6 separate regions of the Homo sapiens genome follow, and regions 1, 2, 3, 4 and 5 are each linked to region 6. A link is a contact called in ENCODE Hi-C or POLR2A ChIA-PET data. All regions are on one chromosome and are shown on one strand. The core of a region is the stretch at or near the end of the contact, and the rest is flanking DNA. Distances in the headings are between cores, read along the strand shown. Region 1 holds the start of YWHAE (tyrosine 3-monooxygenase/tryptophan 5-monooxygenase activation protein epsilon). Region 2 overlaps SMG6 (SMG6 nonsense mediated mRNA decay factor). Region 3 overlaps YWHAE (tyrosine 3-monooxygenase/tryptophan 5-monooxygenase activation protein epsilon). Region 4 holds the start of BHLHA9 (basic helix-loop-helix family member a9). Region 5 holds the start of SMG6-AS1 (SMG6 antisense RNA 1). Region 6 holds the start of MIR22HG (MIR22 host gene).

Region 1 (3,871 bases), core at 1,343-3,842, 320 kb after region 6:
GGACACAAACACTGCGGAAGGCCTCAGGGTCCTCTGCCTAGGAAAACCAGAGACCCTTGTTCACATGTTTATCTGCTGACCTTCCCTCCACTATTGTCCTATGACCCTGCCAAATCCCCCTCTGCGAGAAACACCCAAGAATGATCAATTTAAAAAAAAAAACAAAAAAAACACAAAAAAAACATTATATTATCGACTATACCTTAAATTATAATAAAATGTTATATATGTAATGGTAAAAAAAAAAAAAAGAGCTGCAATCTGATCAGCTGCTTGTGGCTTCCCTCTATAGTGCTATTCCTATTTATCCTTTCCTTTCTATTTTCATTGCTCCCACGTATTACGTTTGGTTATCCTCCTCTTTAATCATTGCTATGGAATATTTGTTAATATTTCTGAAATATAACTATGATGACATCATCCTCCACGCAAAATCATACAGCTCCCTTGGCCACAAAATAGGATGCAAGATTGGGTGCGTTGGTGCAAGCCTGTAGTTTCCCAACTACTTGGGAGGCCAAGGTGGGATTGCTTGAACTCAGTTTAAGGCCAGTCTGTGCAACGTGGCAAGATCCCTCCCTCTCCCCACTTTATTTTTTGAGACAGGGTCTCGCTCTGTTACCCAGGCTGGAGTCCACTGGTGCAATCACAGTTCACTGCAGCCTCAACCTCCTGGACTCAGGAGATCCTCCTGCTTCAGCCTCTGAAACTGCTAAGATATGGCTCAGGCCTGTCATCCCAGCACTTTGGGAGGCCGAGGTGGGCAGATCACGAGGTCAGGAGATCGAGGCCACCCTGGCTAACATGGTGAAACCCCGTCTCTATTAAAAATACAAAAAATTGGCCGGGTGTGGTGGCATGTGCCCGTAGTCTCAGCTACTTGGGAGGCTGAAGCAGGAGAATTGCTTCAACCCGGGAGGTGGAGGTTGCAGTGAGCCGAGATCACGACACTGCACTCCAGCCTGGGCAACAGAGCGAGATGCCGACTCAAATAAAAAAAAAAAAAAACGTTTTTATAGACATGGAGTCTCGCTATGTTGCCCAGGCTGGGCTCAAGTCATCCTTCCGCATGGGCCTCCCAAGCGCCAGAAGCTGAAGCAATGTTCACTGAGTTATTCCTGCCTCCACAATCTTTATTTGATCTTGGTCCAACTCTTCTGTACCATGTACTCCACACCACCCTCATCTAACAAATTCCCTGCTCCTATTCATAGTGGGCCTAGGGAGGGAAAAAGGTTAAACAGGAGAAGACAAAGATCAGTGTGAGGGGAAAGTTGAGGCGTGAAAACTGGAGCTCCCCTGTCCCTGACAACTGTAACAGGGCCCAGTTCGTTTTTTTTCTTTTTCTTTGTTTTGAGACAGAGTTGTGCTCTTGTTGCCCAGGCTGGAGTGCAATGGTGTGCTCTCGGTTCACTGCACCCTCCCACTCCCGGGTTCAAGCGATTCTCCTGCCTCAGCCTCTGGAGTAGCTGGGATTACAGGCATGCACCACCACGCCCAGCTAATTTTTGTATATATATATAATTTTTCTTTTGAAACACAGTCTCACACTGTCGCCTGGGCTGGAGTGCAATGGGAGGATCTCGGCTCACTGTAACCTCCGCCTCCCGGGTTCAAGAGATTCTCCTGCCTCAGCCTCCTGAGTAGCTGGGATGACAGGCATGCACCACCATGCCAAGCTAATTTTTTGTATTTTTAGTAGAGACGGGGTTTCACTATATTGGCCAGGCTGGTCTCGAACTCCTGACCTTGTGATCCTCCCGCCTTGGCCTCCCAAAGTGCTGGGATGACAGGCATGAGCCGCCGCGCCCGGCCAGGGCCCGGTTCGTTACCCTGAGTCTAAAAGTGTCTGAAAAAGGCCCATGACCAGGCTTGGCCGAGAAAACTAGGACGTGGGCTGGGCGCGGTGGCTCACCCCTGGAATCCCAGCGCTTTGGGAGGCCGAGGGGGGGCGGATCATCTGAGGTCGGGAGTTCGAGACCAGCCTGGCCAACATGGTGAAACCCCATCTCTATTAAAAATACAAAAGCTGGGGGTGGTGGCGGGGGCCTGAAATCCCAGCTACTCGAGAGGCTGAGGCAGCAGAATCACTTGAACCCGGGAAGGCGGACGTTGTGGTAACCCGAGATCGCACCACTGCACTCCAGCCTGGGGAACAAGAGGGAAACTCCGTCTCAAAAAGAAAAAAGAAAAAAGAAAAAAGAAAAGAAAACCAGGGCGCGGTAGTGACAGCCTCAGATTTCGGGAAAGAAGACCTGCCATGACAGAAACCGTTACAGCCTCCGTCGTTCTTTTCCGCAGGTCGGGCCTCGGGCCCCGGTCTGACCCAGGTCTCTCGCTGGCTTTTTTCAGGAGCAGTCCCGGCCGGCCCCGCCTCAGCCCTTCTCGTTCCCCGGGGGCCGCTCCCTTTCGGCAGTCGCAGTTCCCGCCTCTGGGCTCCGGCGCCCGCTGAGCCGACAGAGGAGAGGCGTCTCGTGCGCTCGTTCCAGCCGCTTCGGGCGCCGAGTTCCAGGACCCGCCCCCCGCGCCAGTTGCCAGGGAGCGGTTGCCATAGAGCTGAGCAGTTGTCCGCGTGCGCAGGCGGAAGTCCCGGATTGAGGCGCCGCCATTTTTGCTGCCCGGACGCGGAGCGAGAGGCTGAGAGAGTCGGAGACACTATCCGCTTCCATCCGTCGCGCAGACCCTGCCGGAGCCGCTGCCGCTATGGATGATCGAGAGGATCTGGTGTACCAGGCGAAGCTGGCCGAGCAGGCTGAGCGATACGACGGTGAGTTGGGGGGGCAACGGGGGGCTGGAATTCTCGGACCCTCTGCCGCCGCCCACAGAGGCCGGGAACAGGAGACAAAATGGCGGCATCGTCTGCGAGCCTGGCCCGGGGGCTTGGGTTCGGGAAGCAGGAAATGGCCTGGGAGCTCCCGGGGCGATGGGAGGCTCTATGCCCTGGAATGTGACCCCTTCGCCGTCCTTAACTGCAAACAACTCGCGGGCCGGGAGGCCGGGGCGACGGGGTGGAGGAGTTGGTTGTAAAATGGCGGCTGGGGGGAGGGCGAGTCCCGGGGCGGGGGAGGGGGAGGAGATGGCGGGTGCTGTCTCCGAACGAGCCACCCTCATGGGAGCTTCTGGGACGGCCTTGGGATGTGGAGAACAATTGGGTGGGGTGACGGGGGAAGCAGCACCCGCCACATGGGAGAGAGCGAAGACCGGGAGCTGTAGCGCGGGCGCCTTTCAGGGAAATATGGCGGGTGGGGGCGGTGGCTTTTCCCCGGAGGCCCCGTGTGGGGCGGCGGCCGTGGAGTCTCACAAAGGAGGACCTTTGAGAGCGATGGGCTTCCTCAGGCCTGAGGTGGGGGACAGTCGTGGATGATGGTGGGGGGAGAGGGGTGAGTGGGAATCACTGCAGTTCGTCTTCGGGCGGTGGCAGGCTCCCATGCTGCGATCGGGTTTCTTTCCCGTAGGCCGGCACCTCGTAGTGAGGGGTTTCGGGGCTTTTCCTCCTCGTCGTCTTCTGGGGAGGCCCAGAAAATCCTCACTCCCTCCCTTTCCTCAGACTTAAAACAGGAGATCTCGAAGTTCCTGTAACCTTTCTCTGGCTCCATCACCCGTGGGTTCTGATGGATAGAACCAGGAGGCCACGACTCTGAGAGTTCGAGCCTTTGTAGAGCCCGAGCCTCCGTCCCCCCGTTTGTAAAAACGATGACTTTACAGTTTGTGCGCACCGTGATGACAAATGGGAAGACCTGTTGAAATAAAGTTATTTCCAATAGTGTTCAGTAACTGTATTTTGGTTGACTCTGCAGGCTCGGAATGCTGGTCTGTACTTCGTGGGGGATCTTAACCTATTCCAGGCGCTCGGCTGAGGCTGGGTTTTTTG
Region 2 (3,696 bases), core at 630-3,129, 420 kb before region 6:
CTGTAACCCCAGCACTTTGGGAGGCTGAGGCATGCAGATCACTTGATATCAGGAGACCAGCTTAGGCAGCATGGCAAAACCCCATCTCTACTAAAAGTACAAAAACTAGTTGGGCATGGTTGCACATGCCTGTGGTCCCAGCTACTTGGGAGTTTGAGGTGGGAGGATCACTGGAGCCTGGGAGGCGGAGGTTGCAGTGAGCCGAGGTCTCACTACTGCACTCCAGCATGGGTGACAGAGTGAGACCCTGTCTCAAAAATAAAGTGCCCCTTAACAGTTTAAAAAAAATTAGTTAACAGGCAGTTTCCCAGCTGGGCGTGGTGGCTCACGCCTGTAATCCCAGCACTTTGGGAGGCTGAGGTGGGAGGATCACATGAGCTCAGGAATTCGAGAGCAGCCTGGGCAACATGGTGAAATCCCATCTCTACTAAAAATACAAAAATTAGCCGGGTATGGTGGCATGCGCCTGTAATCCCAGCTACTTGGGAGGCTGAGGCAGGAGAATCGCTCAAACTCAGGAGGTAGAGGTGACAGTGAGCCAAGATCACACCACTGCACTCCAGCCTGGGTGACAGAGCGAAACTCCATCTCAAAAAAAAAATTTGTTTGTTAAATGTCTTGGCACAGTGGCTCACACCTGTAGTCCCAGCACTTTGGGAACCAAGGCAGACAGATCACTTGCGGTCAGGAGTTCAAGACCAGCCTGGCCAACATGGCGAAACCCCGTCTCTACTAAAAATACAAAATTAGCCAGGCATGGTGGCGCACGCCTGTGATCCCAGCTCCTTGGGAAGTTGAGGCTGGAGAATCGCTTGATGCCGGGAGGCCAAGGGTGCAGTGAGCTGAGATCGCGCCACTGCACTCCAGCCTGGGTGACAGAGTGAGACTCCATCTCAAAAAAAAAAAAAAGAAAAAAGCAGGCACTTTTCCATAAGTTTCACACGGTCTTATAGTACTAGAACCCTGAGCTCTTGATTGTCAGTCTGGCGTGCTTTCCATCTCTTAGGCTGTTTGGTGAAATAGGCCTCACTGTTTGGTTTGGTGTCTCCCAGAAGAGAAAAATCTGGTTCCTTGGCATTTATTTTACCTACCCCATTTGGGGGCTGTTTCTTCTGCCTTTTCTTGCACAACTTCCCCATTGTTAGATGCCTCTGTAGTCACTCCCAATACCCTGGAAACATCTCCCTTTTTTAGGGTTTAACAGACTTCACCTGTATAGTTACTGTCTTTTAATATGACTTTCGTCCTCTTATGCTTGAAACCTAGAAGAGGAGCTGGCTTGTTCTGCTGGCCTTGAGCCAGATGTCATAACTTCAGGCAGTGCCACGCTACACATCTCCAGCAGTTTGGAATGGAGAACAGAGTTAGAGATAAGATCAGCAGCTTTAGGTGATGGCTTTGTTTCAAATAAACCATGCATGACCCAAGCCTCCACTTCAAATGGGGAATGAAATTGCTTTATCCTTTGACAGCTTGCTCTATGAAATACATTTATCTTCACTTAATTGCTTTAGATCCCAAGAGGCTACATACAGTAATTTCTAGGAGATAATTATATCAAATTTTAAAAATATGTGACTGTGGACATGAATATGTAACTGCAGTGGACAGGGAGGGAGAGAGGTGGGGGAAACCAAAAGTCCTGCTGACCTTGCTGGTAAGTTTCCATTCTTATTCTTAGAGTTTCCTTGGGTCATAGACCACTTACTCTCTGAATCTGCTGATTCATATGTGGGGTCCTTTGTACCCCATGCTGCTAGGGTTAAAGCATCTGGTCTACTACTCCTGTAGCTGGATAGTGTTTTGCTCAGTCTCCTCCTGAAACTGGGAGGGGTCAGGCTGGTGGCTGACTTCCGGTTATATGTCTTCATTTAGTCTGGCTGGGCACAGTCTGTCTACACTGTAGGCCACAGCCACTGGGGGTTCTGGTTAGTGGCAGCTGAGAACCAGCAAACTTGTTGATTTTAAAACATGACTATTTAGATGTCAGGGATAAACTTCCTGTAGATGGGGGACAGGCTTCTTTATCTTGGAGTGTTTGAGTATCCAGTTCTCATTTCCCTAACCTTTACATTTGAAAAAATCTAAAGCTTTCACTGTCATTTTCACTAATCCCAGCCACTGCCTACCTTTACCGTATATTTTTTTTCTTCTTTCTGAAATTCCAGGGTGTTTTTTTTTTCCTGCCTCCTACTAAATAACTGTATTTCCATGTTGTGATATAACAACACCAAAGGCATTTTCCAGGTGTGGACACAGTTCTGGGCCATCGCTCAGCTCTTTCTGTCTGCATCTGCCTTTAAGACTACACACTGGACAATTCGATTGTGAGCTCCGTGATACTACTCTCCAACCGCCATCCCCAAGTGTCTAGTGTGGTGCTCATGTCTTATGAGGGCTGTGTGAGGAAGAGCCAGTGAGGCCTAGCTGAATGACATGGTTGACAGGCACTCCTGCTGTAAAGACAAGGAAGATCTGACTTGGAGATACAGAGGACATTTGGATTCTGTACTAAGGTCCATGAATATCTAAGCCAGCTTGCGGGTGGGGGATGTGCCAAAACCAATCAAGGTGGGCTGACTGAATCAGAGAATCTATAGAGCCAAAGACTTTCAATTCCCATCAAGTTCTCTCAAGACCTAGTCCCATGGCGCTTTCTGCTTGCTGGGGTCATTCTCCAGGTGTCTTTTATCCCTTCATTCTCACTTAATCAGGGTCAGCCACACTCCTCAGTTCACTGAGAGGGAAGTGTTGCCTTTTCTTTTAAACTCCTCCCCGAGAACCCTGACAGCTGTGATGAGTAAGCCCATTTGCATGTGAAAGGTCCTGCTGGCGTGCCTGTAAGCGAATCTGCAGCGAGTACTGTCACACCATTTCTTGGAGTCACATCAAGGAGTTTTTTAAGGAATGACACTTTGGCTCACATCGAAAACATGAGCACCTGAATAGCAGCCTGTGGGGGTCATCAAGGTTAGGGTGTTTGTTCTAGTGTGTTTCTTTTGAGCTGGAAAAACATTTCTCCGTATATCACCACTTTTGGTACTCCCTTCTGGAGAGTTGCTTTTCTCCTGTCTACCTATTAGTGTGGTAGTAGTAACCTGTACCAAGAAGCGTTCCGTGGTTAGTAACCTGCATTCAAACCATTTCTTTTAGCTGGATCCTTTTTTTGAGTCAGGGTCTCACTCTGTCACCCAGGCTGGAGTGCAGCGGCGGGATCTGCGCTCACTGCAACCTCCACCTCCTGGGTTCAAGTAGCGATCCTCCTACCTCAGCCTCCAAGGTAGCTGGGACTACAGGCGTGTGCCACCATGCCCAGCTAATTTTTTTATTTTATTTTTTTGTAAAGAAGAGGTCTCACCATGTTGCCCAGCCTGTTCTTGAACTCCTGGCTCAAGCAATTCTCCTGCCTCGGCCTCCCAAAGTGCTGAAATTACAAGCGTGAGCCATCATGCCTGACCTTAATTTGATCTTTCAGGAGCAGAACATGCCTGTTTTTTCTTGTGTTTTATTTAATAAAAAGAACATACTAAACTTATGTAAGGACTTACCAAGAAGGATAATTGAAATTCTGGTGTCTTTAGACAAAAAAGCTAAAAAAAAAAAAAGGAAAAAAAGGTGAGGCCTTTTCAGGGATTGAATCGTCTTTGGTGCATTTTTTGGTGAATTCCATGAATCCAGCTATTTTGGTGTATTCAG
Region 3 (4,058 bases), core at 563-3,062, 350 kb after region 6:
TAATTTTTGTAGAGGCAGAGTCTCACCATGTTGCCCAGGTTGGTCTCAAACTACTGGGCTCAAGTAATCCTCCTGTCTTGGCCTCCCCAAATGCTGGGATTACAGATGTGAGCCACTGTGCATGGACAGTTAATTCTTTATTTTTGAGTGGTATCCCATCTTACATATGTGAACATCAGTGTGCTTATACATTTCCCCTCTGGATGCACATTTGAGGGGTTTCCACTTTTTGGCTATTATGAATAGAGTTGCTGTGAGTGAGTGTGTAAAAGTCTTTGTAAAGATTATTTTTCTTCTGGATGATGCATAGAATTGGGATTGCTGAGTCATATGGTACATGTTTATTAAAACATTGCCGAATATTTTTCGAAGAGACTTTACAAAATATGGCTTAATTTTTTTTATATTCCCGAAAGGATTAATTTTTGAAACATATTTTCCTGGATACATTAGGCACACTCCCCTTAATTTAATAGTGTTTTGGTTTTTGTTTTGTGTTTTTTTTTGAAACGGAGTCTCACTCTGTCACCCAGGCTGGAATGCAGTGGTGCAATCTCAGCTCACTGCAACCTCTGCCTCCCAGGTTCAAGCAGTTCTCCTGCCTCAGCCTTCCTGGTAGCTGGGATTACAAGCGTGCACCACCATGCCCAGCTAATTTTTGTATTTTTAGTAGAGACGGGTTTCACCATGTTGGCCAGGCTGGTCTCGAACTCCTGACCTCAGGCGATCCACCCACCTTGGCCTCCCAAAGTGCTGAGATTACAGGTGTGATCCACCGTGCCCGTCCAATTTAGTAGTGTTTTATGAAGTCACCATCTCTTTCATACCTATTAGTTAAGGTATGCTTATGCTTAGGGTGTTAATGAAAGCTAAGGATGCTTATTTAAATGCAGATTCTTTCTTTTGGTTTTTTTTGAGATGGAGTCTGCTCTGTTGCCCCAGGTGGCATACAGTGGGGCGATCTCAGTTGCAATCTCTGCCTCCTGGGTTCAAGCAATTCTGCTGCCTCAGCTTCCCAAGTAGCTGTAATTACAGGCGCGCACCACCAAACGCAGCTAATTTTTGTATTTTTAGTAGAGACCGTTTCACCACGTTGGCCAGGCTGGCCTTGAATTCGTGACCTCAAATGATCTGCCCACCTTGGCCTCCCACAGTTCTGGGATTATATGCATGAGCCACTACATCCAGCCTATTTTTATTTTTATTTTTATTTTATTTATTCTATTTTTTTTTTTTTGAGGTGGAGTCTCTGTTGCTGGGCTGGAGTGCAGCGGCATGATCTTGGCTCACTGCAATCTCCACCTTCTGGGTTCAAGCGATTCTCCTGTCTCAGTCTCTAGAGTACCTGGGACTACAGGCGTGCATCACCACGCCCAGCTAATTTTTGTATTTTTAGTAGAGACAGTGTTTCACCATGTTGGCCAGGATAGTCTTTATCTCTTGACCTGGTGATGTGCCACCTCGGCCTGCCAAAGTGCTGGGATTTACAGGCATGAGCCACTGTGCCCAGCCTCTGTTTTTATTTTTTAGAGACAGGGTCTCGAACTCCTGAGCTCGAGTGATTCTCCTGCCTCAGCTCTCAAAGTGCTAGGGGTATGAGCCACTTACTCCTGGCCCTAAAATGCAGATTCTTGAGTCTCATCACCAAAGATTGAAACGTGGGTAATGTTGGAGAGCCACATGGTAATATGGCATCAAAAATAAGTTTTTATTAATGTATTTATTCAGTTACTATTTCTTGTGCTGTTTGTGGCGCTTTGCATTCACACGCCGTTGTGTTTCCCTATGCTTGCGGTAGATGCCAAGGCTTTTCTGGGCCCCTTTCTTTGCTCGCCACCTAGTGGTAACAAGTAGGAATCATCAGAAGTTTTACCAATGAAGGAGCTTCATACGAGGAAGGATAGAAAACATCCAAAGTCTGTTGGTGGCCAACCATATACTCCGTATATTTTTGCTGTATGAACAAATTCCCCTTCCTTTTGTATTTTTGGAAATACTATTTATTTGTGAGACAATACATTTTAGAACCTGTAAATTCTTAATCTTTCTCTTAAACTGACAGCTCATTTTTTTTTGCTGGAAAATAGTTAGGTGTGCCTAATTACCTTATTTAATGAGAGGTGCTTTCAGACCACACTAAATTATATTAGATAGTATATGAAGTCTTTCTCACTCCACCTAACTACCTTCTGGAGTCTTTGTATTGGCTCTTAGTTTGGTTTCCTTTACATGTTTTTGGCTTTTTACTCATATTAGTTTTGATGATTATGAAATTATTTTTGTTAAAATGTTTTTTTCGCAGTAGCTTGACAGAAAAAAACTACTTTGAAAGGAATATGTTAAGAAAACTTCAAATTTGTAAGGTCTGACTTTTCCTTTTCCCATACAGAAATGGTGGAGTCAATGAAGAAAGTAGCAGGGATGGATGTGGAGCTGACAGTTGAAGAAAGAAACCTCCTATCTGTTGCATATAAGAATGTGATTGGAGCTAGAAGAGCCTCCTGGAGAATAATCAGCAGCATTGAACAGAAAGAAGAAAACAAGGGAGGAGAAGACAAGCTAAAAATGATTCGGGAATATCGGCAAATGGTGAGATTGTTGTGCCATCATCCCCCCTTATCCACAGTTTGAGTTACCTGTAGGACGGTACACTTAAGATTTTGAGAGAAAAGGAGACTACATTCATATAACTTGTATTACAGTATGTTATAATGTTTCTGATATTGATCTTTGTGCCTGGTTTATAAGTTAAACTTACCCGTGGCTATGCATGAGGACAAAACATAGTCTGTATCAGGTTTGGTATTTTCCATGGTTTCATCACATCCACTGGCAGGTCTCAATGGATCCCTCTTGGATAAGGGGGAACTATTGTATTTTCAAGCAAAATGATGACTGTTTTTTAAAAAAATATGGTGGGTTGGCCAGGCGCGGTGGCTCAGGCCTGTAATCCCAGCACTTTGGGAGGCTGAGGTGGGCGGATCACGAGGTCAGGAGATCGAGACCATCCTGGCTAACATGGTGAAACCCCGTCTCTACTAAAAATACAAAACATTAGCTGGGCGTGGTGGCGGGAGCCTGTGGTCCCAGCTACTCGGGAGGCTGAGGCAGGAGAATGGTGTGAATCCGGGAGGCGGAGCTTGCGGTGAGCCGAGATCGCACTGCTGCACTCCAGCCTGGGTGACAGAGCGCGAGACTCCATCTAAAAAAAAAAAAAAGCACCCAAAAACCAATATATTGGGTTAATTTGTCTGATTCCTCTTTTTTTTTCCCTGAGGATTATTTAATGAAGTTATTTTACTTACTGTGGGTGTATATACATATATAAAATGTTTCTTATTGTAGGTCTTGTTAAAAAAAAGTTGGACAGCCATCACTGTAATGCAGCAGTTTTCAATTAGAGGTGCTTTTGTACTTCAGAGAACGTTTAACAATGTCTAGAAATACTTTTGATTGTCACAACTTCTGGAGGGTGTTCCTAGCATCTAGTGGGGTGGGGACTGGGGTGCTGCTAACCATTCTACTGGGCACAGCACGGGCCCCACAACAAACTGTCGGGAGTGCTGCTGTTGAGTAACCGATTCTAGTAGAAGAGACAGGCACGTAAATACAGGAAAGAACAGGGAAGAGAATTACAGGGCAGGTGGAAAGTGAGGTTGGTTGGGGGAGGGAAGGGTGGGGGAACCACAGTTACTGACTCGCCAGCTGTACTGGGCACTGTCCTGAGTAGAGAAATATTTTTGTTACATGTATTTGTGCAAGGTAGTACATGAAATCTTTAAAATGGCACTGGAAGGGGGAGGTATTATCCCAACTATGAATGCACAAACCAGGGTTTTGGGTGTTTGACATACCTGAGGTCACATAGAAAGTTGTGAGCTGGGGCCTTCCGTGGTGGCTCATGCCTGTAATCCCAGCACTTTGGGAGGCCAAGGCGGGCAGGTACCTGAGGTGAGGAGTTCGAGAGCAGCCTGACCGACATGGTGAAACCCCGTCTCCACTAAAAATACAAAAATTAGCCAGGCATGGTGGCGGGCACCTGTAATCCCAGCTACTCG
Region 4 (3,961 bases), core at 85-2,584, 450 kb after region 6:
CTCTCCCGGATCCTGCCTCTCCCGGATCAGGCTTGGGCAGCAGCGCAGGCAGGGAAGGGGACTCCGCACTCATGTGCCCACGAGACCACAGCAGGCCCCACCCGCATTCCCACGCTCCCACACCTCCTGCCTCAAAGCCCTCACTCTCCTAAAAGCATCGAGAACACACAGGGCTCGGAGGCGCAGGAGTGCGAAGGCGGCATTCCAAGACGAGTTCGAGTCCAAGATGAGTTCAGGATCCTGAGCCTTTCTGGCAACTGCCTCCCTAGGCTGGGATGTGGGGGCGCAGCCCCAGGCCCCGGAGCTCCTTCTCTCTGCCCCAGGCTGGGATGTGGGGGCGCAACCCCGGGTCCCGGAGCTCCTTCTCTCTGGCGAGCTCCTTCTCTTCCACGCCAGGTCTCAGCCGGTCCAGTTCTGCTCTGTCCAAGACGCCTTTGCAGTCCCGGGTTTTATAGTCCAGCTGCCAGCCCGGCCTCCCTGCAGCCCAGCCGGTGCCTCGAGGCCGGTCAGGAGCGCGGATGGCCCATCCCGGGGGCGGATCGCAGGTAGCCCCGCGGCCAGGGAGGCGGCCCGGCAGAGGAAGCCCCCGGACAGCGGCGCCAGCTTCCCCCGGAGGCCTGTGCTAGGCCCGGCCCCTCGGCCACCGCACTGGGCCGTGCCAGGGGCGCGTGCGGGGGGCACGAGGCGCAGCGGGGCGCGGACGGCACCGAGGGGCGGGCGGCGTCTGGGCGCGCGAGGCTGGGCCCTGCAGGCGGCGGGGGGCTGGCGCCTGTGTCCCCGGTGTCCCCGCGCGCGGCCGGGCCGTGGCACTCCAGGTGTCCGCAGGGCCCGCGGGGCGCGGGGCTGGCGCGCAGGACCAGGGAGAGCGCGGCGATGCGGTGGATGGCCCTGCGCAGCGTGGCGATCTTGGAGAGCCTCTTGCCGCCCAGGTCGTGCCGCAGCGCCCGGCGCAGCGCGTTGAAGGCCTCGTTGTAGTCTAGGATGCGCTTGCGCTCCCGCACGTTGGCGGCCATGCGCCGCGCCTTGGACCGCACCGGCCGCGCGCGCCTCCTGCCCGCCGGCTCCTCCGCCTCGCCCCGGCTGCAGGAAGCGCCGTTCGCCCCCAGCACCCCCGAATCGCCCCCGGGCTCGGGGCAGGGGCCCCCCAAGTCCTCCGCAGAGTCCTCGGCCCCCTTCCGCGCCGTGAGGCCTAGTCCTGGCGCGCCCCGCAGCATGGCCTTCCCGGGCACTCGCCCTCTGCCCCAGCCCCGGCCCTCTGCCCTCTGCCCTCTGCCCACTGCCTTGGCCCGGCTCGCGACGCGGACGGTCCCCGGCTCCTGGGGCTGGACACTCCCGAGACAGGCCCCTTCCAGCTGGGCTTTATGGCACCACGCGGCGCCCCGCCCTCCCGTCCATCCATCTCCCTCCTCCTGCTTTATTATCGGCCTCCAGGTAGGTCGGCGGGGGAGGAACCGAGGGGAAGAAGGAAAGCAAGGAGGGAAGCTTGCAGGTTCTTGTAAGCGGGGACCAGACGGGCAGCCCGGCCACGCTGCCCCGGGGACCTTGCCCTGCCTAGCTCTGGGGCCGCTGTGGGGTGTCTGGGTTCCACATTCTTCCTCCCCATTCCCAGATAAGGTGCTAAGTTTGGCTTCTAGCAGGAGAGCTGATAGGAATAAAAAGAGGCAGAGGGCCGGGCACTGGGGCTCACGCCTGTCATCCCAGCAGTTTGGGAGGCCGAGGCGGGCGGATCACTTGAGTTCAGGAGTTCGAGACCAGCCTGGCCAACAGAGTATATAAAACCCCGTCTACTAAAAACACAAAAATTAGCCGGGCGTGGTGGCAGGCGCCTGTAATCCCAGTTACTCGGGAGGCTGAGGCAGGAGAATGGCTTGAGCCCAGGAGCTGGAGGTTGCAGTGAGCCGAGATCGCACCACTGCACTCTAGCCTGGGAGACAGAACGAGACTCCGTCTCAGAAAAACAACAACAAAAACAACAACAAAACCTTGAAAGTTCTTGTCAAGTCCCGTGGGCAACCACAGAGATGTCACTGAGGAAAAGCATGAGTGTCCCGGCAGGACTCATATGGGAGGCGCAGGGCCCTGCAGGTAAAGCTGACCCAGAGCTTCCGGCTTTTTCAGCTATGGAGGGCGGCTGGCTGCAATTGGGGTTCGGGTTTTGGTTGGGCCTGACTCTCCCTCCACTGCCCTTTGACTCCCCTTCTGCAGGCAGAGCTGGGATGAGTCAGCAGCAGAGGGTGACGGGGAAGATCCCTTTGCAGCCCTGGGTCCACATCAGGGGCATCTTTGGGGTCCAGAGCCCTCGGGCAGCCCCATCTTGTGACACAGCCCTGCCAGGTTATGAACTCAATGAGCAGCCTCTGTCCTCTTCCCCCAGGGATTTGCATTTGAAAGAGGGTCTCAGAAAAAAGATGATGTTTATTCCCAAAGAAAGACCCCCAGTAGAATTTCCGGCATCCACAGCTGAGTTATTTGGAGCGCCTGAAGGCCACTCATTCCCAGTCACAATCCAAATGCCTCTAAGATGCCAAGGCCTATGGCATTGGAATGGGTGTGTGGTTCACATCCATCTCGCCAAAAGAGCATTGCCAATAACCCCATTATTTCAAACTGTGAATTTCTCCATAAAAGAAAATAATAAGGCATTAGGAAGCAGAGTGTATGTATTTACTTCTGTGATTGTCTGCCTTGCCCACTAGGATGAAAGCATCCTAAGGACATCTGTATTTCCCAGGTTCTATGTCCCCCAAATCTGCAATATATGTCGAATTATAAAACAGCTAGAGGCCGGGCGCAGTGGCTCACGCCTGTAATCCCAGTACTTTGGGAGGCCGAGGTGGGCGGATCACTTGAGGTCAGGAGTTCAAGACCAGCCTGGCCAACACGGTGAAACCCCGTCTCTACTAAAATACAACAATTAGCTGGACGTGGTGGCGGGGAGCCTGTAGTCCCAGCTACTCGGGAGGCTGAGGCAGAGAATCGCTTGAACCAGGGAGGCGGAGGTTGCAGTGAGCCGAGATCCCGCCACTGCGCTCCAGCCTGGCGGACAGAGCGAGACTCCGTCTCAAAAACAACAAAAAATAAACCAGAAAAAAAAAAAAGGTCAGTAAAAGCAAAGAAAATGCCCACGCAGCGCGCGTTTCCCGGTGGCGTTTCCCGGCCGCTCCCGCCCTTCCCCGCGCACGTCAGGAAACGGCCCCACGCGAAGAACCCCGAGGACCCGGGAGAGGCGCCCCCTCCTGGAACCCGGGACTCCCGGGCGCTGCGGGGCGCGGCCGACTTCAAAGCGAGCGGCGGGCCCGGCATTTCCGCGGCACCTGCCCGTGCCCGGGAGCGCGAGTTCTCGGCCCGGGCGGGGGCGGGCGGGGGCGGGCGGGGCGCCGTGATTTAGGGTCTGGCGGTTCCGCCGGCGGCCGCGTAGGTGCCTATTAGCGCCGGGCGGGGCCTGGGCTTCAAAAGTTCCGGCTCTTCCTCCGGAAGTTCCGGCGCCGCTCCCCGAGGGAGGACGGAACGCCCGCCCGGGAGAGAAAGTCCGGGAGCCGCTCACGGGGGCCTCGACCCCACCCCCTCCGGAGAGCGGGTCCCGGGAAGCCCTGAGCCTCCTTCTCTCCCAGGCGAGACCCTGGCGTTTCAACCCACACGCCCGGTGTGGAAGACGTAGGGGCGCAATTGCAGCCTCTGCCCCTTCATGCGCTCATTCAACAAAAACTTTTTTTTTTTTGAGACCGAGTCTCGCTCTGTCGCCCAGGCTGGACCGCAGTGTCGCAATCTTGGCTCACTGCAAGCTCCACCTCTCGGGTTCAAGCGATTCTCCTGCCTCAGCCTCCCGAGTACGTGGGATTACAGGCACCCACCATCGTGCCCAGCTATTTTTTGTATTTTTACCAGAGACGGGGTTTCACCATGTTGGCCAGGATGGTCTCGAACTCCCGGCCTTAAGTGATCCGCCCGCCTCGGCCACCCA
Region 5 (3,712 bases), core at 918-3,417, 370 kb before region 6:
CAAGACCGTCCTGGCTAACACGGTGAAACCTCGTCTCTACTAAAAAAAAACACACACACACACAAAATTAGCTGGGCGTGGTGGCGGGTGCCTGTAGTCCCAGCTACTCGGGAGGCTGAGGTAGGAGAATGGCGTGAACGCGGGAGGCAGAGCTTGCAGTGAGCCGAGATCGCACCACTGCACTCCAGCCTGGGCAACAGAGCGAGACTCTCTCTCAAAAAAAAAAAAAAAGCAAAAAGACTGAGAAAGTAGCCTGTACTTAACGCTTTACATAGAAAGAGGCCCAGCTATAGCAGGGGTAGGGAAAGAGTGAAATACTGTTTGAATTGATCCCTTGGACAGTATGCTCCGAGGTTGTCAGGAGATGCATCTGGTCCAAGGATGTGTGCTTTTTCTCACTCTGTCCCCCTTATCATTCAGCCCCTGCACAGGTTCTTTCTTTCCCTCCTCTCTGACCCATGAGCCTCTTTCTCAATTTCATACCAACTTCTTCTGACTCAAGTAGGCTGTGAATGTCTGTCTCCCCATCCTAAGCTACTGCCTGTGTCTTCAGACTGACTGTGCATCCTTGTGGCCAGTTTCGCTCCTGCCTTCTGGAGTCTGCTTCCTGCCAGGAGGCCCCTCCCCCTAGGAATGTGAATAAACCATTTCCTCTGTCCTCCCAGCTCCAGAGGATTCCCTGTGTGGTATTTTTTATTTCTTGTGTCTGAACTTCCATTGGCAGACCCCTTCGTAGGCTGGCCCACCCTTGGCTGCTACAGAATTGAGCTTCCCACCCTTCAGTTTCCTCTGAGGGTGAGTAGTGCATAACTAGAGGTTCCCAGTTTGTGAAAACACATTAGTCTGAGTTAAATTTCTTGTGGCCAATCCTGGAGGTTTGGCTCATTAAAGATGATAATTAACCCATTGCTAATTGACCTCAGAAGCCAGCCAAGCAGCCTGTATTTTACCAGCCTTGGTGTTGGATTTGTAGGCTATTTTAAGGTTTCTTAATAATCTCAGAAAGACTTCATGTTCCTGTCTGCATCTTATTTGCTCTAAGGACATTCTGTAAAATTAACAAGCTATAAAGTTTGATTGAAGGTTTCAACAAATGTGAGAATAATTGGCTCCATTTAGAGAAACAAGAAAAACAACCTGTAAACTTGAGTTTGTGGGGGGAAACCCGTGTGATTGTTCTCTTTAACCAGAGGAGCAGTAGCAAGCTGGACTGTTAAGACTAGAAAAAAGAACTGGCTGATAGTACAAGTTTAAACTCCGATTTCTCCAAACCAAAAATTCAGAAAAAGAAATTTTGCAAAATGACTAGTAACCATGGTTGTGCCTTCCAAGAAGCCTGTTTGGAGAAAACGGGGACCAGGTAACGATAGAGCGAGTCCCTCACTCCCTAGAGCTTGCATCCAGGGTCCTGGCTCTCCAGCCCTTCCTCATATTCCCTGGCTAGATTTGGAGGTTTTCTCCCTTCCCCGGGGCTGCCCTGAGGTGTTAAGTCTTGCAACTCAGAGCACATGAGTATGTGATACCTGGTGCTTAGTTCCCGTTCTCTCTTACCCTCCCTACCTTCATAAAGCAGCATATAGCTCGTTTTCTCTCCCCAACCCCCCTCCCCCGCCGGGCATCTCTACCCACACTGTGCTTGTTCCCTACCGAGTGGCTGTGAAGAGTCACCAGTTTTCAGAGAACACCATTTTTTCTTCTTTCCTTTTTTTTTTTTTTTTTTTTGAGACAGAGTCTCGCCTTGTTGCCTGGGCTGGAGTGCGGTGGTGCAATCTCGGCTCACTGCAACCTCCACCTCCCAGATTCAAGCGATTCTCCTGCCTCAGCCTCCCTAGTAGCTGGGACTACCACATGTACTACCACACCCGGCTGATTTTTGTATTTTTAGTAGAGATGGGGTTTCACCATGTTGTCCAGGCTGGTCTTGAACTCCTGACCTCAGGTGATCTGCCCACCTTGGCCTCCCAAAGTGCTGACATGACATTCGTGAGCTACCGTGCCCAGTCAAGAAACACCATTTTTCTTTACTTCTCCACCTCTCCACCTTAAATACCCCAGAACAGTAACCCAGTCTACTCTCTTGACCTAGAGGTTTTCTCCTTTGTTCCTCGCTCCCCTTGGCTCCAGCCCCTACTTACCCGATGCTTACATTATCTCTCTCTAAGGAACTGAGCCTAGGAGAGAACAGCCTCCGGTATCGCCTCTCCACATCTCACTTTCAGTTTTCCTTTCTGCTTGGTTCTTTGCGTGTGGACTTGATTAGAGTGATAACTGGAGCCCTAAAGCTAAAGGTTTCAGTTCCTGCTGCAGTGGTAAGCTGCCTCCGACAATCTTCAGGGGAAGGGAAAGGGGCTTTCTTTCAGCTCTTCCCTGACCTAAAGCCCCAGTTTTCTTTCCCAAGCTGATTGAAATGATTTGTATGTGATATTTTGTCAATTAACTTGGGAATTCTTGACAATCGCCTACACAGTGCATCTCCCTCCAGAAGGGTCAGGACTGTGACTGAGAAGGTACACCGCAGAGGAGAGGTCCGTAGGCTCCCCAGGGTGTTCCCTGGCTGGCGGCCCTTTTAGTCGCCTCTATCCCCAGTCCAGCCCCACGTGCTAATGTAGCCCAGGAAGGGAGCCTCTCCCGCCCAGCTCTTTCTCCTCTGGAGGATCCAGAGTTTGCCCCCAGAGCTGCGATATACATGCCACTTACATTCTCTGGTTTTCATTGATATAGAGTGGAAAAATGTGCTCACGAGCAGAGTTAACTGTGGGGATGATGTCACAGACTTCATCTGGAGTCCTTCCTCTCCAAGCAGGGAGTCCAGCTTTAACCCCTCTCCTACCAGGAAGTCCTCCTAGACCAAGCAAAGATCATCTTGGAATTGGCTTTTTGTCAGTGGTTTGAAAGGCTTCTTTCATTATGAAGTCTCTTATTAACTGTATTTAAACTGTCTTGTGTTGCTTTTTCCCTGACTCAAGTGCTGGAGGCTTTGTCTAGGAGAATATTCCCGTAAGTCTCCTACAGAACTCCAGCATCAAGAGAGCGGTGGTCCTCTCCCCAGTGGGCTTATTCCCCCCAAGTTAAGACAGAATGCTTTTGCAGACAGGCCAGTGAGCTACAGACAGAAGGTTTCTCTGTGCCTCTGGGCAAGCCCTGGACATTCTGCCTCTCAGTTTCTCCATCTACTAAAGAGCTCAGACTGTGCACTTCTCACTCCCACAGTACACTTTACACAGCTTTGACCATCCTCCCTGCTGCTTGGATTGCAAAGGACAGGGTACTCTTCCAAAAGACAGACAACCTTTCTCTCTCCAAACAGGTAGAATCCTTTCCAGGCCTGTTAACACCAGGTCAGAGACCCCAGTAGATCACAGCCTTTTGCATATCAGCCAGCAGTTGTCCTTGTCCTAGAGAAGGAACTAATAGCTATGACAGACACAATCCCCAAGGAAACCAATTTCCTTCTAAATGGGGCGGAAATGAAAACTGGGAGAGGGCTACTCCTCGTTGCTTGTGTCCATGGAATAGGCAATTCCCACAGACCCTGTAAGGAAGTGCTGCAGGTGGCCTCAGGATGTCCACATCCCTGGGTCCTGCTGTGCCCTGGAAATCCCCATCTCCAGGAGTCCCACATCCACACATGTGGCTTTTCTCCCTGTCGGCCAGAAACCATGCTTTCTTAGCCACGCAGCATACCATGTAGCCCGTGCTCTAGCAGCAGCAA
Region 6 (3,845 bases), core at 670-3,169:
GAAAAAAAAAAAATAAATAAGGAGGTGGAGTAAATGGGCAAAAGCAGGAGGATCCCATCAGCAGACACCTGTCCATGGAGGAATAGGGCAACTTGAGTAGGAAGTAGGGGGCGGCTGGCCTGAGAAGCAGCGTTCTGAACCCCAAGTTTGCTTCCCATAGCCATTCCTCCTCCCCAGGCTTGGTCCTCGGGTTCACTGTACCCTCCCCAGCGCCAGCCACCATTCTGGACCTCCCCAGTACTGGCCTTCCCCTAGACCAGGGAGGGTCTAGACCACAGAGTCTGAATTTACTGTGCTAACAGGAAATACCTCTCTTTCCAAGCCCAGAGCCTCTGAAGAACTAAGGAGCAGAGCGGGGTTGGGGTTGGGGGAGACAGTCTTGGAGTGATGGGGGAAAAGAAAGATCATACAATCACATCCCCCACGTTCTTTCCTTCACCACCCATGGGAGTGGATAAGGGGATGGAGGAGGGTAAGCAAGGAGGAGGATGTGGTAACAGCTGATTCGTCCCCAGAGGTCACACTTTCCAACAATCAGCTGTTACTGGGGCGCAAGGCAGGAAGTTTCCTTAAAGGCGCAATGTCCTGAACGCAGGCTCAGAATTTTGGAGCTCCAAGTGAACCTTATCAATTACCTGATGGAGTGCGTATTTAACAGAAGGAAGGATCTCACCCTCCAGCCTCATCATTCCTGCTTAGTTACCCTCAGCCCCTATTTGGAGCTGAAGGAAAAGGCATGGATTTCAGTCCACATGTTCCTCTTTGGGGGACTTGCGGGGATTGATAAGGTAGGGCAGGTCTCCGGCTTGCCCCTTTAAAAACGCCGACCAGCAGCTTTTGCCAAGTCACTGGGTTCATTTCACTTTTTGCCCATCCCCCGCTCATCTAGACTCTGATTGGCCCCTGGGGAAGGAGCAGCCTGCTCATTGGTCTCCACCTTCGAATCTCTTCCCTAAGTAGGCCTGAGTCAGTGAAGAGCTTTGGAGGGCGGGACTGAATGGGGGTTAATCAGAGGATGCGATTGCTGACCCTTTGCACTTTGGCATGGCCCATCCCCTAATTTCTGACCAGAAGCCCTCCCTCTACCCTAAGGTGAGGACTGTGCTATGAATCTTTTGTTAGAAAGCTACCTCTTGGGAGGCTCTGGGGGCTCTTCTGGGACTGGGAAGAGACATCCAAGAAAAAAAGCCTCCTGTGGTTAGGAAGAGCCCCCAGGAGGAGTGGGCTGGGCGAGGCGAGCACCCTCCCTCCTCCAAAAACCCTGGAGAGCTCTCCAACGGCAGTCTCTGCTGCCCTGGGGGCTGACGCTCTGCCCACTCCTGCTCCTTGGTCCGCTCCACCTTTCCTTAAAGAGCTATAGCGTCCCGCAGAGGCCGGCGAGTCAGTTTGGGGAATGTCTAAAAGAAGCACTCACGACTCCAACAAGGAGGGGCTGTCGCCCTTTAAGGACTTCCCCGGGCTGGATTCCGAGCTCAGTTTAAAAATGCCAACTCACAGAGCGCGCTGGGTTCTGGGAACGACGGTGTCAGGCTGAGAACTACACGGACCAGCATGCATTGCAAACGCAGACGCCGTGGCTTTCGCCTGCTCTTTAGGACTCTCGTTTGACGTAGCGCTTTTCTAAGCGGGTCGCTGACGCGGAGGGCTGGGCCACACCTGTCCGTCTATTGGCCGGCTCCTCAGTGGGTGGGCGTGGCTTCGTGCAATTCCGCCCGGCAAAAGGGTGGCCTCCTTGCCAATCAGAGCCAGGGCGCCCGGAGAGGCGGGACCAGGGCGAGGCCCCGTCGGCCCCCGGGTGGGCGGGGCCACGTTGCCCAGCAGTGGGCGGTGATTGGCCCCGGGCCGTGCATTCGCAGCTCGTGCGTCACGACGCCGCCAGCTGATCGGAGCCTGGAGCCGGTGTGTGCTGGGTGCCGAGAAGAGACAGCGCCGCCGGCCGTGGGGAGCGGACGCAGTGATTTGCTCCCCCTCGTGCAGCAACCCCCACACCCAGCACCAGGTGGGTGTGAGCTGGCGACCCGGTCACGCAGCGGGGAGCCGCGGTAACGGGATGGAGGGTGAAAGTGGGGTCCGGGCGGCCACACCCAGCCCTTCCGGGAGGAGAAGGGGCGGCGGGGGCAGGGGCGCCTCGGGGAGAGGGGCCTGGACTGGCCGGGTTAGTGTGTCAGGAGCTACGAGGAAAGAGTCTGGGACGGGAGTCGTGGCGGAAGGGCTGGCGGAGTGGCGGGGGGCGGGGGGAGAGCCGAGGGGCCGGAGGGCCGGGGGCGGCTCACCCGGCGGCCCCCGGTCTGAGGATACAGGGGCCGGCCATCTAGCCTGGGGAGGGTCTGGACCCCCCGAGCGGGCGGCGAGGAGGTGCTTTGCCTCTGCCGGCGTTCACTGGGTCAGGGCCAGTTCAGCGCCCTGGCAGGGAAGGGGTCGCTGGGCGGGCCGGCCCCTCCTCTCGTTCTCTCCAGGGGATGTTATGTAAGGGGGGAGGGGAGAGGAGTAGGGGGCGGCGGTGCCGGGGCCTTATGCAACCCAAAGGTTAGGGTTTCACCGTGGTTGGGCGGGGGGAAGAGGGCAAGAGGAGGGCCTGGAAACTCTAACCCCCGCTCCCCAGACTAACTGGCCGTCTTGGGCCGAGAGAAGGTCACCTCTGCACCTCCCCCCAGCCTGTCCGATTGTGAGGCCCCTAGCCCAGGCCTGGCCCTGACTGCCTGGGAAGCCGGCTGGCTGGGTGGGGCGCCTGGGTTAGTCATCACTGGGCTGCCTCTCTCCCCACCTCTCGGCCAACTCTTGGCCCCTCCCCATGGCCTCCGGCGAGGCTGTCACCCCCACCTCCCTCCGGCCCTGGTTCCAGCCTCCAACTCCTTTGGCCTGTCATCCTGGCTGTCAGATTGGGCTAGGAGCTGTCAGAGTGCCAGAGGGTTGATGGAGCAGCTGGTCAGAGGGTCAGTGCCCTGGGCCCACCCCGCCCTGCAGCCAAGGGCACCTGCTTGGCACAGACTCTCAGCAGCTGCTGAGTCCTCTGGGTTGAACAGAGCTATCTCAGACAGAGGAAGGTCGGACGGAGTTGGACTGGTCACCCAGGGGAAGGAAGATACACAAAGTTCATGCCTCCCAAGAGGGTTTCGGAATTTGAACCGCACCCCGTATCCCCCAATCTTTCTTACCCTCTGAGTATAGAAATTCCAAGGCAAGACCGCCTTGGCCCCTCAGCCTGGCGTGGGCCATGCCCTTGGACTGAGTGTCAGCACGGACCCGCCCTCCCCAGCTCACATCCCCCGAGCCTGCCACGCCCCCAGCCCCCTCCCTGGGCCATGCTGCAGGGCCCGGCTTTTCCTGCTGATTCATGCGTTGGAACTGTGGGGGCGGGGCTTGGAACTTGGAACAAAGTTCAGACATGGAGGGGCCGGCAGACAGCCTGGAATTCATACCAGATGTACCCGGAATGCGCAAGCGGAATGCCTGGCATCTGAGAGTCCTGGGGAAGCTGCCCAGCCACCCTGCCCATACCTCCCTCCCCTCCAGCCTGTGGTCCCCTGCCCGCCCCTCACAGCCCCGGCCACCCTGCCGATACCTCCCTCCTCTCCAGCCTGTGGTCCCCTGTCCGCCCCTCACAGCCCCGGGGGCCTCTGCTGACCTTCTTTCAAACGCTAGGCCTCCTCCCTTCCTCACTCTTCCCCAATCCAGGCCCCCAGAACTCTCCTTCCAGCTGAACTCCCTGGGAACAAGTCAGTTGGGCTGATCACTGAACTCACATTTCTGGACCTGAGGTACCACACTTCTAGTACCTGCGTGCTGGTGGGGTGTGTCCAGGGTCCCGGGCCCCACCCTGTCTGAATGCTGAGGAGGCTGGGCCC

Evidence for each region. Hi-C counts contacts between places; a loop is a spot of excess contacts on that map. ChIA-PET counts read pairs that join two places held with the same protein, here RNA polymerase II (POLR2A). Pooled maps may share reads with other maps.
Region 1: a loop to region 6 is called in a pooled map, with 9 times the contacts of the local background. The contact joins the promoter of YWHAE here to the promoter of MIR22HG in region 6. A Hi-C loop is called at or near these places in 2 of 37 single-sample maps with no recorded cell type and 10 of 50 pooled maps. POLR2A ChIA-PET finds 5 or more read pairs at or near these places in 8 of 52 experiments (B cell, Caco-2, H1 and 5 more).
Region 2: a loop to region 6 is called in a pooled map, with 7 times the contacts of the local background. The contact joins the enhancer-like site here to the promoter of MIR22HG in region 6. A Hi-C loop is called at or near these places in 3 of 37 single-sample maps with no recorded cell type and 3 of 50 pooled maps. POLR2A ChIA-PET finds 5 or more read pairs at or near these places in 1 of 52 experiments (Caco-2).
Region 3: a loop to region 6 is called in a pooled map, with 4 times the contacts of the local background. The contact joins the enhancer-like site here to the promoter of MIR22HG in region 6. A Hi-C loop is called at or near these places in 1 of 37 single-sample maps with no recorded cell type and 3 of 50 pooled maps. POLR2A ChIA-PET finds 5 or more read pairs at or near these places in 1 of 52 experiments (CD4-positive, alpha-beta T cell).
Region 4: a loop to region 6 is called in a map of heart right ventricle, with 4 times the contacts of the local background. The contact joins the promoter of BHLHA9 here to the promoter of MIR22HG in region 6. A Hi-C loop is called at or near these places in 3 of 168 maps with a recorded cell type or tissue (PC-9, chondrocyte and heart right ventricle), 1 of 37 single-sample maps with no recorded cell type and 11 of 50 pooled maps. POLR2A ChIA-PET finds 5 or more read pairs at or near these places in 3 of 52 experiments (MCF 10A, PC-9 and activated naive CD8-positive, alpha-beta T cell).
Region 5: a pooled map shows a loop between it and region 6 (19-fold over the local background). The contact joins the promoter of SMG6-AS1 here to the promoter of MIR22HG in region 6. A Hi-C loop is called at or near these places in 3 of 37 single-sample maps with no recorded cell type and 8 of 50 pooled maps. POLR2A ChIA-PET finds 5 or more read pairs at or near these places in 1 of 52 experiments (activated B cell).

What each region holds. Positions count from the first base shown.
Region 1 is chr17:1,398,943-1,402,813 of GRCh38, reverse strand. YWHAE (tyrosine 3-monooxygenase/tryptophan 5-monooxygenase activation protein epsilon) reads left to right here and starts at 2,592. Exons shown (of 6, transcript NM_006761.5): 1 at 2,592-2,767. The coding sequence starts at 2,704. RefSeq lists enhancers at 1-535, 536-1,151, 2,094-2,731, 2,732-3,369, 3,370-3,871.
Region 2 is chr17:2,136,639-2,140,334 of GRCh38, reverse strand. The region is part of intron 13 of SMG6 (SMG6 nonsense mediated mRNA decay factor); the gene reads left to right. Among named protein-coding and RNA genes, the nearest start is that of SMG6-AS1, 49 kb to the right of the region's middle. RefSeq lists enhancers at 1,117-1,316, 2,862-2,911 and a silencer at 1,737-1,936. Within about 2 kb of position 1,879, at least 15 of the 41 ENCODE cell types and tissues checked have a DNase peak (open chromatin) inside an H3K27ac peak, as active enhancers do.
Region 3 is chr17:1,363,390-1,367,447 of GRCh38, reverse strand. YWHAE (tyrosine 3-monooxygenase/tryptophan 5-monooxygenase activation protein epsilon) reads left to right here. Exons shown (of 6, transcript NM_006761.5): 2 at 2,390-2,589. Among named protein-coding and RNA genes, the nearest start is that of YWHAE, 35 kb to the left of the region's middle. Within about 2 kb of position 1,812, at least 10 of the 41 ENCODE cell types and tissues checked have a DNase peak (open chromatin) inside an H3K27ac peak, as active enhancers do.
Region 4 is chr17:1,267,817-1,271,777 of GRCh38, reverse strand. BHLHA9 (basic helix-loop-helix family member a9) reads right to left here and starts at 1,334. Exons shown (of 1, transcript NM_001164405.2): 1 at 1-1,334. The coding sequence starts at 1,214. The coding sequence ends at 507. RefSeq lists enhancers at 182-932, 2,537-3,339, 3,340-3,961 and a silencer at 3,249-3,478.
Region 5 is chr17:2,088,193-2,091,904 of GRCh38, reverse strand. It overlaps SMG6-AS1 (SMG6 antisense RNA 1), which reads right to left and starts at 2,167. Exons shown (of 2, transcript NR_199038.1): 1 at 2,136-2,167. The region is part of intron 13 of SMG6 (SMG6 nonsense mediated mRNA decay factor); the gene reads left to right. RefSeq lists enhancers at 2,036-2,115, 2,146-2,245, 2,266-2,365, 2,376-2,555.
Region 6 is chr17:1,714,284-1,718,128 of GRCh38, reverse strand. It overlaps MIR22HG (MIR22 host gene), which reads left to right and starts at 1,919. Exons shown (of 3, transcript NR_028505.2): 1 at 1,919-1,999. It also overlaps a transcript of WDR81 not described here. RefSeq lists an enhancer at 1,131-1,772.